Regions from separate parts of the Homo sapiens genome. Here regions 1 and 2 are each linked to region 3. A link is a contact called in ENCODE Hi-C or POLR2A ChIA-PET data. All regions are on one chromosome and are shown on one strand. The core of a region is the stretch at or near the end of the contact, and the rest is flanking DNA. Distances in the headings are between cores, read along the strand shown.

Evidence for each region. Hi-C counts contacts between places; a loop is a spot of excess contacts on that map. ChIA-PET counts read pairs that join two places held with the same protein, here RNA polymerase II (POLR2A). Pooled maps may share reads with other maps.
Region 1: a loop to region 3 is called in a pooled map, with 2.2 times the contacts of the local background. The contact joins two enhancer-like sites. A Hi-C loop is called at or near these places in 5 of 168 maps with a recorded cell type or tissue (Caco-2, dorsolateral prefrontal cortex, endothelial cell of umbilical vein and 2 more), 1 of 37 single-sample maps with no recorded cell type and 5 of 50 pooled maps. POLR2A ChIA-PET finds 5 or more read pairs at or near these places in 9 of 52 experiments (A673, AG04450, GM12878 and 5 more).
Region 2: a pooled map shows a loop between it and region 3 (2.1-fold over the local background). The contact joins two enhancer-like sites. A Hi-C loop is called at or near these places in 1 of 168 maps with a recorded cell type or tissue (lower leg skin) and 2 of 50 pooled maps. POLR2A ChIA-PET finds 5 or more read pairs at or near these places in 2 of 52 experiments (activated B cell and activated CD4-positive, alpha-beta T cell).

What each region holds. Positions count from the first base shown.
Region 1 is chr15:57,132,138-57,135,761 of GRCh38, forward strand. The region is part of intron 5 of TCF12 (transcription factor 12); the gene reads left to right. Among named protein-coding and RNA genes, the nearest start is that of SNORD13D, 140 kb to the right of the region's middle. RefSeq lists enhancers at 909-1,623, 1,693-2,617. Within about 2 kb of position 1,399, at least 3 of the 41 ENCODE cell types and tissues checked have a DNase peak (open chromatin) inside an H3K27ac peak, as active enhancers do.
Region 2 is chr15:57,151,194-57,154,892 of GRCh38, forward strand. All of the region lies in intron 5 of TCF12 (transcription factor 12), which reads left to right. Among named protein-coding and RNA genes, the nearest start is that of SNORD13D, 130 kb to the right of the region's middle. Within about 2 kb of position 2,223, at least 3 of the 41 ENCODE cell types and tissues checked have a DNase peak (open chromatin) inside an H3K27ac peak, as active enhancers do.
Region 3 is chr15:57,098,072-57,101,875 of GRCh38, forward strand. All of the region lies in intron 5 of TCF12 (transcription factor 12), which reads left to right. Among named protein-coding and RNA genes, the nearest start is that of SNORD13D, 180 kb to the right of the region's middle. Within about 2 kb of position 2,125, at least 3 of the 41 ENCODE cell types and tissues checked have a DNase peak (open chromatin) inside an H3K27ac peak, as active enhancers do.

The DNA of each region.
Region 1 (3,624 bases), core at 149-2,648, 33 kb after region 3:
AAGCCCCCTCACTAAAACAAACAAAACAGTGTATAATAATAATAATATCTTATTTTGACTAATCACTAGATTTCTTTCCCAAAGGGAATCTCTGTTGTAGTGGGCGTATTTTCATCAAATGTGTACATTTTTTTCTTTTAGACTGTAGAATATGTAATCACTATTAGCCTTTTGTGCAAAGTGTAGTATTTATATCTACAAGTAAATACTTATGTATCCAGCATCCTAATCTGAAATGTGAAATAATTAGATTTTCTATATGTTGTTTTTGAGAGAGATCAAATAAACATATTGGCAGCAAAAATTAATCACCCAAGTCAACTTTCAGGGTTGTCAAAGGGTCAATTCAGATTCAGCTACGTGTGTTACACTGGTTTCCACATGATTTCTGGCTCTGATGATTGATGTTCCTAATGGAATCTAAGGACCTTTAAGGTGCCGAATTGCCCTCTGAATTATCAAAGAAATCTACTGGTTAAACACGTGTGTGCCCATTCTTGTCCCACCAAGGATTTGAGTTTGCTGGTTTGCTTTTTTTAAGAATGAAACCTATTTTTCCTGATTTTTCTTTTTAAATTGTGTCATCTGTACATGGCATATAGTCAATCAGTTATTCATAATACTAAGTTATCCAAGATATCCCTGCCTACATCCTCTCTGAGTAAAAGGAGCTGACAAGAGCTCTGTGGATGCTACCTAACAGATCATGGAGCTCTGCCTATGTCTAATTATAGCAATGTTTGCTGAAAATTGTTCTATTTATCTTCTCTTGTAATTATGCACTATACAGAGTCACCCCTCACACACCAGGAGAATGTGAGGAAAACAAAGCCAGTGACTCTACATTTAAATTTTTTTCATGGTCACCTAATTTTTATTTGCAATTCAGTTTTAGCTAGGTTATTTTAGAAGGATGCAAAGCCTTTTTATCCTTCATACAAGATTACCAACTACCATTTTTACTTTCATCCTCCTTTGTTTCATACTATTGTTTAACAGTTGTTTTGTGTAGGATACAAGCCTTGCATGCCAACTTTGATGTGGCAGAATGAATCATGTTACCATTGATCTGAGCCTGAACAGAATAGCCATCTTCAAATAGGAAGAAGTTTCTAGCTTCAGGTTGTTTTAGCACTGCGTGCCTTGCTTAGCCTGCCGTGTAAAGTCAGTTGCCTCACTCGAAACAACCCTGTATTAATATGCACAACATGACCATTTTCAGTAGAAGGTTATTAGAATGCTAGTTTGTATCCTCTAGTGAATGAAATGATGTGTGATTATGAAGTCATCAGGCATGGACCAGTAAGACTCCAGAGAGCCTGCCCCCTCCGAGGTCCTCAGGGTGCCATTGATTGGTGGCCATGTGTTTGTGCCCGATAGACTGTGAAATGGTGTGTTGCTACACGGCTGTGTTGCACCTGCGCCCCACCGAGGTGATTGATTGGTTTGGTCATGTGGAATGTTCCCATCTGGTCTGCAGTAATGTGTTTTTTTTTTTTTTTCCCATCTGTGAATAGCAAGTGCTGGCTGAATAGTTACAGCAAACAGTTTCAGAAGCTAAATAATCCTTTTCCTCTAAGAACAAATTGGGATATGAAGGAGTTTGTTTTTGCTTACCTTGCCTTTTGTAAAGGTAGTCATTCTCCATCAGGTTCCTACTCCTTCTGTCTAGGATGTTATGTGCTTTTCTCTTTTTACCTATTTTTACCTCCTCTTCATAATAGATTACGCTTTCTGTATTTCTAATTTGTGCAAGTTTAAAGCAAAATCTGTTCTTTTTTGCTGTTTGTTGTTTTGATATGCCACTTGAAGTGATTTGCAATTTTTTAAAAGATAGTTTCTGTGATCATAATTGGATTATCAGAGTACTGATGTATTTTTAAGCTTTCACTTAACCTCACAAGAGTGGTGGTTTATTTATTGAAAACTACTGATGTTGCAGTTTAAATGTCAAGAAATTATTTATTAGGTTCTTTTTTTAAAAGATTCTATAGTTATATTGGGCGGTCTTGTTTGATATTTCTTAATCTTAGTCCTTTTTCATAATTGATCTATTCATTCCACCTAATGACTAATTACATATCAGAGCACATCATCAACCACATTCATCATAGTAGAATGTAATAATCAATGACATTTCAACAAAGGAAAAAATAAATATGCAAATAAGGCCTCATTAACATTTGCATGAGTTGTTTGAATAATCACGTTGCTGACAAGGCTGTAATTAACAGAAATTGATGCTGAGTTCAGTATTTGATAGTGTGTTTTCTCAGCATTTTATTGTTGTCACTGCGGGGGCTGAAATGAAGTTCTGCTCTACTTGTACCTTGACTGGAATTTGATGTGCAGGGCTGTGCCAGGTACGAAAGGCTTCTGGGAGCCCTTGATTCATCTGTGACCTACACTTAATGCATATAAAGATTCTTTATTTAAATTGCCTTATTTTTTTAATGAAGCACCATTAGATTTTAGCAATTATGAGACAACTGTAGAAAGAAAACAAACATGAAAATTCAAATCATTCATTATTTTGCCAGAAATGGCTTATATGAATCAGATACAATTAAGACTTCAAGATTTAAATTTGCTCATACCATGGAAAACTGATGCCATTAATTTTTTTTTTCCTCTCTCTTAAATCTTGCCCAGTGGATCACTGTCAAGAGGTTGGAGCTTACTGTAATTGAAAATCACTTGCTTAGGGAAAAAAATCTAATTATAAAATGTACAGTTTGAGGGTTTTTGTGTTTTTTTTTTTTTGAATAGCTGTGCACCCCCACATTCCTCCTCCTTTTCCTGTACTGTTTCCTGTTTTTGTCATGGATATTAACTGAAATGCTCTAAACACAATAAAGCTGTTTATGTCAGTTTTTTGGATGACTGCAAGTGCTGATTATAACAAGTTTAAGGAATTTCCTTTGTTGAATGTGTACCCATGCCATATGGCTCAACATGGAACATTAACTTGACAGGGATAATGGATTGTGGTATATGGAGACAATTTTGCCTGCAGCTTTACTATAACTCATTCTGGTTGGGGATCACAGGTTTGTAGTATGGGATGCAACAAACATCCAGATGGATTTACTTTACATAAAAGAGTTGCATTTATTTTTATTTCCTTCCTGTAATTGGAAAAAGAACTTTTTTTAAAAGAATCAAAATATTAAAAAGTAAACGAAGGGAAAATTGTTCAAATGAAAACATGTATTCTGAGCAGTTTTTTTGGTAAAATGCTATGAAAGAGACTATTTTTGTATATTTAGCACATTAAAGTCATGGTGTATATAAGCTGATACTGCTTTTGTCTTTACGGTAGTATCCAAAATGAATTTTCCTCTCAAGATTAGAAAGTTGTCTGTATCAACCTTAAAGGTGTTTCAGGTTTGTAGACATAAATGATCAAGCAGTGTCAATTATGAAATTATTTTAGTAATGCTTATTAAATAGTAGCCCTCTCTGAGATGAATTGGATTTGTAAGATTTGAGATAGAAAAGCTTTTTAAAAAAGTATCCAGTTTTTCTTTAACTGCAGTATATCACATATAATAGAAGAAAAGGTTTGTTATTTCGCCAAGCAGTAATAAAGTTGCTGACTGTTGGCTTCTTGGTTTTATATGT
Region 2 (3,699 bases), core at 973-3,472, 53 kb after region 3:
TGGTCTTAAACTCCCAGCCTCAAGCCATTCTCCTGCCTTCGTCCCCTGAGTTGCTGGGATTATATGTGTGAGCCACCACACCCAGCCCCCTAAATGTCATTTTTAGAGAGAAGAAAAATACAGTATCTGAAATGAAAAATACACTGGATGATATTAACTGCAGCTTATTCACTTCAGAAGAAAAAAAATCAGTGAATTTGTAGGCATAGAAACAGAAACTATCCAAAATGAAGATCAGAGGACCTCCAGCTTCTATCTAGGGTGTGGAAAACTATAAAGAATGCTGCTTTTGGCCAGGCACGGTGGCTCACGCCTGTAATCTCAGCACGTTGAGAGGCCAAGGAGGACAGATCATGAGATCAAGAGATCGAGACCAGCCTGGCCAACATGGTGAAACCCTGTCTCTACTAAAAATACAAAAATTAGCTGGGTGTGGTGGCGCATGCATGTAGTCCCAGCTCCTTGGGAGGCTGAGGCAGGAGAATCGTTTGAACCCAGGAGGTGGAGGTTGCAGTGAGCCGAGATCATGCCACTGTGCCACTGCACTCCACCCTGGCGACAATGAGACTCTGTCTCAAAAAAAAAAAAAGCCTGATAAACTACAAACTTTTAACTTTTTTGAACCCTTCAAAGAGGCCCAAGCACACAGTTTCTGTAAGTACTGAGGCTGAACTAAAACAGCAGAGAACTACCTCCGTCACAAGCCTAAGGAGTACTAAGCAATAGCAGTCTGCCACTGGGGCAGGGGCAAAAGCTTGAGGACAGACCCACTCTCAAGCACAGGTTTATAGCATCTGTTATAAGCTGAGGATGAAATACTAACAGAAAAGTTTTACAGCACCCCAGCCACGTGCTAAACACTAGGCACAACAGGTGATCACTAGAGGGAGTGGAAGCCTCTGGTAAACTCAGAGTCATCACAGCAACAGTCACACCAAGCTAAACTCCTAACTGATTGTCTGAATTTCTCACTCTAAAGTCCTTATATGGAAAGAGGCATACCCACTTCCAGGCCTAAATATACTACTGTTCTACCCACAGTATCCTGCATCCATCAAAATTATAAGTCACACACATAAGCAAGAGAAAAACAAAACAAATACTTTCAAGAGGCAAAACAGTTAACAAAACAAGACTCAGAGGTGGCCCTGTTATTGGAACTATCGAGGCAAAACAGTTAACAAAACAAGGCTCAGAGGTGGCCCTGTTATTGGAACTATCAGACAAAGATTTGAAAATAGCTCTGGCTAAGATATTGAAAGGATCTAGTGGGAAACATAGCATGCATGAATTAATGGGGAATTTAGCTGATAGATGGAAATAATGAGTCAAGTTGAAATGGTAGTAATAAAAAAAAAAACAGAGGTAAATAATTCCTTTGTGGTCATCAGTAGACAACCCAGTTGCTGAAGAAATGGGTGAACTTGAATATAGGCCAGTATAAATTATCCAAACTAAAACACAAAGAGAAAAAAAATGAAAAAAGATCAGAGCTGCAGGACAGTATCAGTCTAATATGTGTATGCTTAAAGTTTCAGAATGAGAGGGATAAATAATAATGCAGAAGAAATATTTGAAGAGATAATGGCCAAGAATTTCCCAAAAGCAATGAAAGACATCAAACCATAGATGCAAGACTTAAGAAACAACAAGAACTCCCCTCCACACACACACACACACCACACATATTCCCTTAGACATATTTAAAGTGCTGAAAACCAAAGATGAGAAAATCTTGAAGACAACCAGAGGCAGAAAAAAAAACACATCATGTATAGAACAACAAAGATAAACTACAGCAGACTTCTCTTCAGAAACTTTGCAGGCAAGATGATAGTGATATCTCTAATGTATTACAATTTTTAAAACTGTGTCAACCCGGAATTATTTATCTGTTGAAAATATTTTCTTAAAAAAGAGGATAAAGACTTCTAGATATATGAAAATCTGAGAAAATCCATTCCCAGCAGACTACAATAACTGCTGGAGTAAGTTCTTCAAGCAGGGGGAATGTCACTCCAGACAGAAACTTGGATCTGCACCAAGACTCCGCAAACTTTTTTCATAGAGAGCCAGATATTACATATTTTAGGCTTTGTGGGTCAGACAGTTTCTGTCACAACTACTCAACTCTGCCATTGTAGCACAAAAGCAACTATGAACAGTACATAAACAAGTGAGCATGGCTGTTTTCCAGTAAAACTTTATTTACAAAAACAGGAAGCAGGCCATGAGTCATAGTGTGCCAACCCATGATCTATACAAAGAAATGAGAGCTCCAGAAATGGTAATAATGAAAGTAAATATAAAAGACATACGTTTCATCCTTTTAAATTACACTGTGAAATAACTGTCTAAAGCAAAATTAGTACATTATATTGTCGGTTTTATAAAATATGTAACAGTAATCTAAAAGATGGGAGGAAGGATTTAACATCTGTTAAAGATGTATATTGTAAACTGAGGGCAATCGCTAAGAAATTAAAAAGAAATGTAACTTATCTACCAATAGTGGCTATTAAATGGAATGCTCAATCTAAAAGCAGGCTGAGAGCTGGGCATAGTGGCTCATACCTGTAATCCCAACACTTGGGGAGGTGGGAGGATTGCTTGAGGGCAGGAGTTCCAGACCAGCTGGGGCAACATAGCAAGACTCTGTCTCTCCAAAAAAAAAACCAGGTATAGTCTTAGCTACTTGGGCAGCTGACATGGGAGGATCTCAGCCCAAGAGTTCAAGGTTGCAGTGAGCTGTGATCACGCCATTGCATTCCACCCTGGGTGACAGAAGAAGACCCTGTGTCTTTAAAAAAAAAAAAAGAAAAGAAAAAAGAAGTTTGAGAAAGATAAAAGAACAAACAACAAATGAGATAAATAGTAGACGTGTAAGAAAATGGCAGACTTAAATCCAGCCATATCAGTAATATAATGCAAATTTTCAAAATGAAACAGAGATACCAAGAGATAGAGGAAGCAAGCATTTGGCTTTTTTCATTCTCTGTTTTCCAGTGGTTTTTGCACATAATTTTAAGAATAGGGTCTTCGCTAGATGAAAACATTTAAATAGTGAACTACTTAACATCTGTTTACACACTGCTAACCCTGGCGCTCCTTTTTACTGAATAAAAATGGTTTGCCCTTCTTTCCCCCGTGAGCTTCAAACAACAACCAAGCTATCTTGGTTGTTACTAAAGTTACTAAACTTGGGACCATCAGACCCAAGGTGCTCCCCTAAAACCACTTTGCCCAAACCTTAGGGAACAAGGAATAGGCAGGCTAAAGATTATATTCAAACATATCTACCCTTTTTCCTCTATGTTACAAAATCTAAAACTCTGTTGAAATTCATTTTAGACTGTTCTTTTATGTTTCGACTTCTCAGCTCTCTCTACCACCTTTTCTGGATCTTGCATACTTTCTTTGGTGAATCTTTGTTTTTTTCAGTTGTGAACAGATTATGGCTATGTATACAAAGAGATCCAGTTACCCATTCATTAATGCTAAGAAGAGTGACGCCGTTAAATTTTAATGAAATGAAAGGCATAAAGAATTTTAAAACCTCTGAAAGTATCCAAAAGTTTCCTTTAAATTCTTTGCCTAGAATCTAATTTTTTTCTCTTCTAATTAAGACTTTGTCCTTAAGCATGAATATTTAAGATATATATAGTCAATATAGTATTGTATAATATAGTCAAATGTATT
Region 3 (3,804 bases), core at 875-3,374:
CTGTGTGGGAGGCTGAGGCAGGAGAATTGCTTGAACGCAGGAGACAGAGGTTGCAGTGAGCCCAGATTGCGCCACTGCACTCCAGCCTGGATGACAGAGCAAGACTCCATCTCAAAAAAACAAAACAAACAAACAAAAAAACAGAAAAAGAAACATGGCATTGACCCTCTTGATTCTGACTAGCTCACAGTCCCTTTCCACTACGTTGCTTTTTTCCTCTTTTTAACTTCTTGTGTTCAACCATTTGTTTCATCTGCTGCCTTTTTCTACATTATAGCTCTGCTGTCTTGTTCTTTCTTTCACTATTGCTCAACTCTCATTAACCAGTCTGAGTTGTTGAGTACCTTCCTCCATCTTTTTTATGTATTCATTCCTCCATTTTTTTCTGCCCTTTACCATGCCCTTTTTCTGCCTTTTACAGAGGAAAGTACTGTATGGTAGAATATTAAAGTGAATAATATTCAGTCTATCTTTATAGACTATTATTTTAGTGTGATAGAGGGATAAGAATTTCAACAATTAATATACGTGGCAGAATGTCAGTGATACGAATAAATTCTTACAGACATTCAGAAGAGATTACATTCAGGCACAACCAGAGGTGATCAGGAAAAGTTTTATTGTGGGTCACATTTATTCCAGTCAGCACTCTTTTTGTTATAAGTGACAGAACCTAACTTAAACCGGGTGAAACAAAAAGTGGTGTTTATTAACCCATTTATCTAAGAAGGCTAGGAATAGATTGATTTGGAGCATGGGGGACCTAGGGGTTTAAACAATATCATCAGCCCTCCCTCTTTCACCTTGCAAATGTTTCGTTGAAAGAATAAGAACTGGAGAGGCAAATTGGGCCAAGGAGAGTGGATGTGAGAAGTGGGAAAATTTAGGAGTACAGTGTTCTGGTCTCTCCTTCTCTAGCTCCCTCACTCCAGTATTTCCAGATTGCTCTAAATTGTTCTTCATGGTTGCTATATTGTAAGGTACCTTATTCCTTAGTGGTATGGAATGTTTTTAATCAGTGGACATGTGCATTTAATTTATAACATCCTGTTCCTGGCAGTATCGTCTTTTTCCATGCCCCTGCCCTGCCTCTACAGCCTAAAAAGCAGTTCTCTTTCTATGGTTAGAATGAATTTTGATAGCCATTCTCTGAAGCTGTTTCTGTGAGCCAGAGATGACCTGAAGGCTTCTTTTCTACCCAGTCTGAGAGAGACCGAAGTAATACTAACGCCTTAGTTTGAAAGAGGTTCCACACTTTCCAGAGTACTCCTGTATGGACTCAGATCCCTCTTATCTATGGGTAATCCGTCCTAGAATGAATTACTTGAAAGAGTAACCAGGATTTCAGAAAATATAGGGAAAAAATATATTTCATTTGAATTTTAAAAAAATATTTCAAAAATTAAAATTAAAATAAGAATATAATATTAAAAAGTGAACTATATATTATTCACTAGGTCTTAGAGTAAACAAAGAATTAGTTGTTGATTTTTTTAGCGTATTCTTCTCAGAAAATTTATATGGTAATACTATATATCCTGTATTTCACATTTGAATCTTGTTGATTTAGCCTACTATTTCTAACTCAGGTCGTAATCCATTAGTGACTTTATATTTGATTAAATGGCTCTTTAACACCTTTTTCAGGACCTCATGAAGTCTTCAGTCTTTTGCATGGTATTCAACTTATAGTAGATTTGTTTTGTTTATATATTATGGGATATTCAACAGAAGATTGATCAAAGCAATCAACTGTGGCTTGAGACAACCGTACTATCTGTAGAGGATATTTCAGAGTTTTTTTTTTTTTAAGTTATCTGGTCTAATGGATTTTTTGGTGAGCTCACAACATTGGCTTAACTATGCATCCTTGCAAACTCTAGGGACTTAAATCAAGTGGACCACCTTTACTTTTACTTGTTTATCCAGTGCATTTCCTCATTGTCACTTGGGTGTGCATTGTCTATGATCAGTAGTTATCTTTATGGATCCTTATTGTTTTATAGTGGGCCAGTTGCATAGATCTGATAAATGGTTCTTCTTTGAATCTTCCCATTGTTTGTGTCTAGTTCTAACCAAGTGAACATGAACTCCTAACCAGAGATGTTCTGAGTTCTGCCTGTAGGGAGGTGGATGACAGGGGCCGTGGCTACTTGGTTGCTAGAGAACAAGAGAAAGATTGCTTTTAAGGAGCTTTTGTAGCTTTACAGTTCTGCTATATGCGTAGAATTTCAGAAGCACACCATAGCACGCAGTTGAGAATTTGGGACACTGTTTTGATTTAAGAAAAGTCCTAGAGCAGCATTAACAGATCTTGCCTCCTATGTGGTAACATTTCGGATTCACTTCCTCTTTTTTTTTTTTTTTTTTTAGTAGAGATGAGGTCTTGCTGTGTTGGCCAGATTGGTCTTGAACTCCTAGGTTTAAGTGATCTTCCTGTCTTGGTCTTCCAAAGTGCTGGGATTATAGACATGAGCCACTTTATCTAGCCCAGACTAACTTCTTATAGTAAAGATGCTGCCTTCATCATTTAATAAAGGCTTTCAGAATGTTTTATTTAAAATAAATGGTTTCATATTAAAATTCTCATAGATGTTTGAACTGGATAAATAATATGTTATAAAGAATAGAAGTAGGGGGAGGTATTCCTGGTACTTACTCCCCATACCCTGAAAACTCTAGGGCCTCTTTCAAAGTGAAGAATTAGCAGTAGCTTGATTAGTGGTCATGGTATTTATGTAAGTTTTAATTAGCCATCAAAATAATTTTTTAAAAAAATTTGAAAGCATATACTGAATTGCTTTGGTTTAAATTGTACAAGTATTACTATTGTCTGAAGGTTTCCATTACATTCTGGTCTTTAGTTATATAGGTTTTTTTACTACATTGCTGTAGTTGAATAAGCCTCACATTTTATGTGAGGCCCCATAAAACAATTGATTATTTTGAGTGTCAATTCACCATTTTTGTAATCTCCTTATTTCCACATCTCAGCTTCTTTTTCTTCTTGGAAAATTCAGCCTTTGCCTTTCATAATTCATGGTTTTTGTGACTTCCAGTTTGGTATTTGTTGTTTTTATTTGTGATTTTAGATTTTAGGGAGGCTTTTTTTGGTGGTGGTGGTTTTTGTTTTTTGTTTTGTTTTGTTTTTTGAGACAGAATCTTGCTCTGTTGCCCAGACTGGAGTGCAGTAACACATCTATGGCTTACTGCAGCCCCAACTTCCCAGGCTCCAGTGATCCTCCCACTCAGCCTCCCAAGTAGCTAGGACTACAGGTGTGTGCCACCACACCCAACTAATTTTTAAAAAATTATTCTTTGTAGAGACACAGTCTTGTTGCGCTGCCCAGGCTGGTCCGAACTCTTAGGTTCAAGCGATCCTCCAGGCTTGGCCTCTCAAAGTGCTACGATTACAAGCGTGAGCCACCATGCCTGGCCCCTGATTTTAGGTTTCTGTGAACACTAGAACTTGCCATTCTGCCTGTATTTCAGGACTTTCTGATACGTACGCATGTGCACGCGTGCGTGCACACACACACGTGCATATGCACCCACACACATATATATATGGTTCTGAGTTTTTAAATCTTTATCTTGAAAAATGTTTCTTTGGGTATTTCCATATACATGATATGTTTTGGTGGTTCCACAGTCATTCTTGTGTTACGTATTTGTTTTTTAGTTTGAGTATACCTCTGGAGGATTATCACACTTTCAAAGTTCCATGAAATTTCTAGGGAGTGACAATTAAATGGGAGTACATTACTAGTCCACTTCACAGCAAATTAAATCGATTAGTTAATG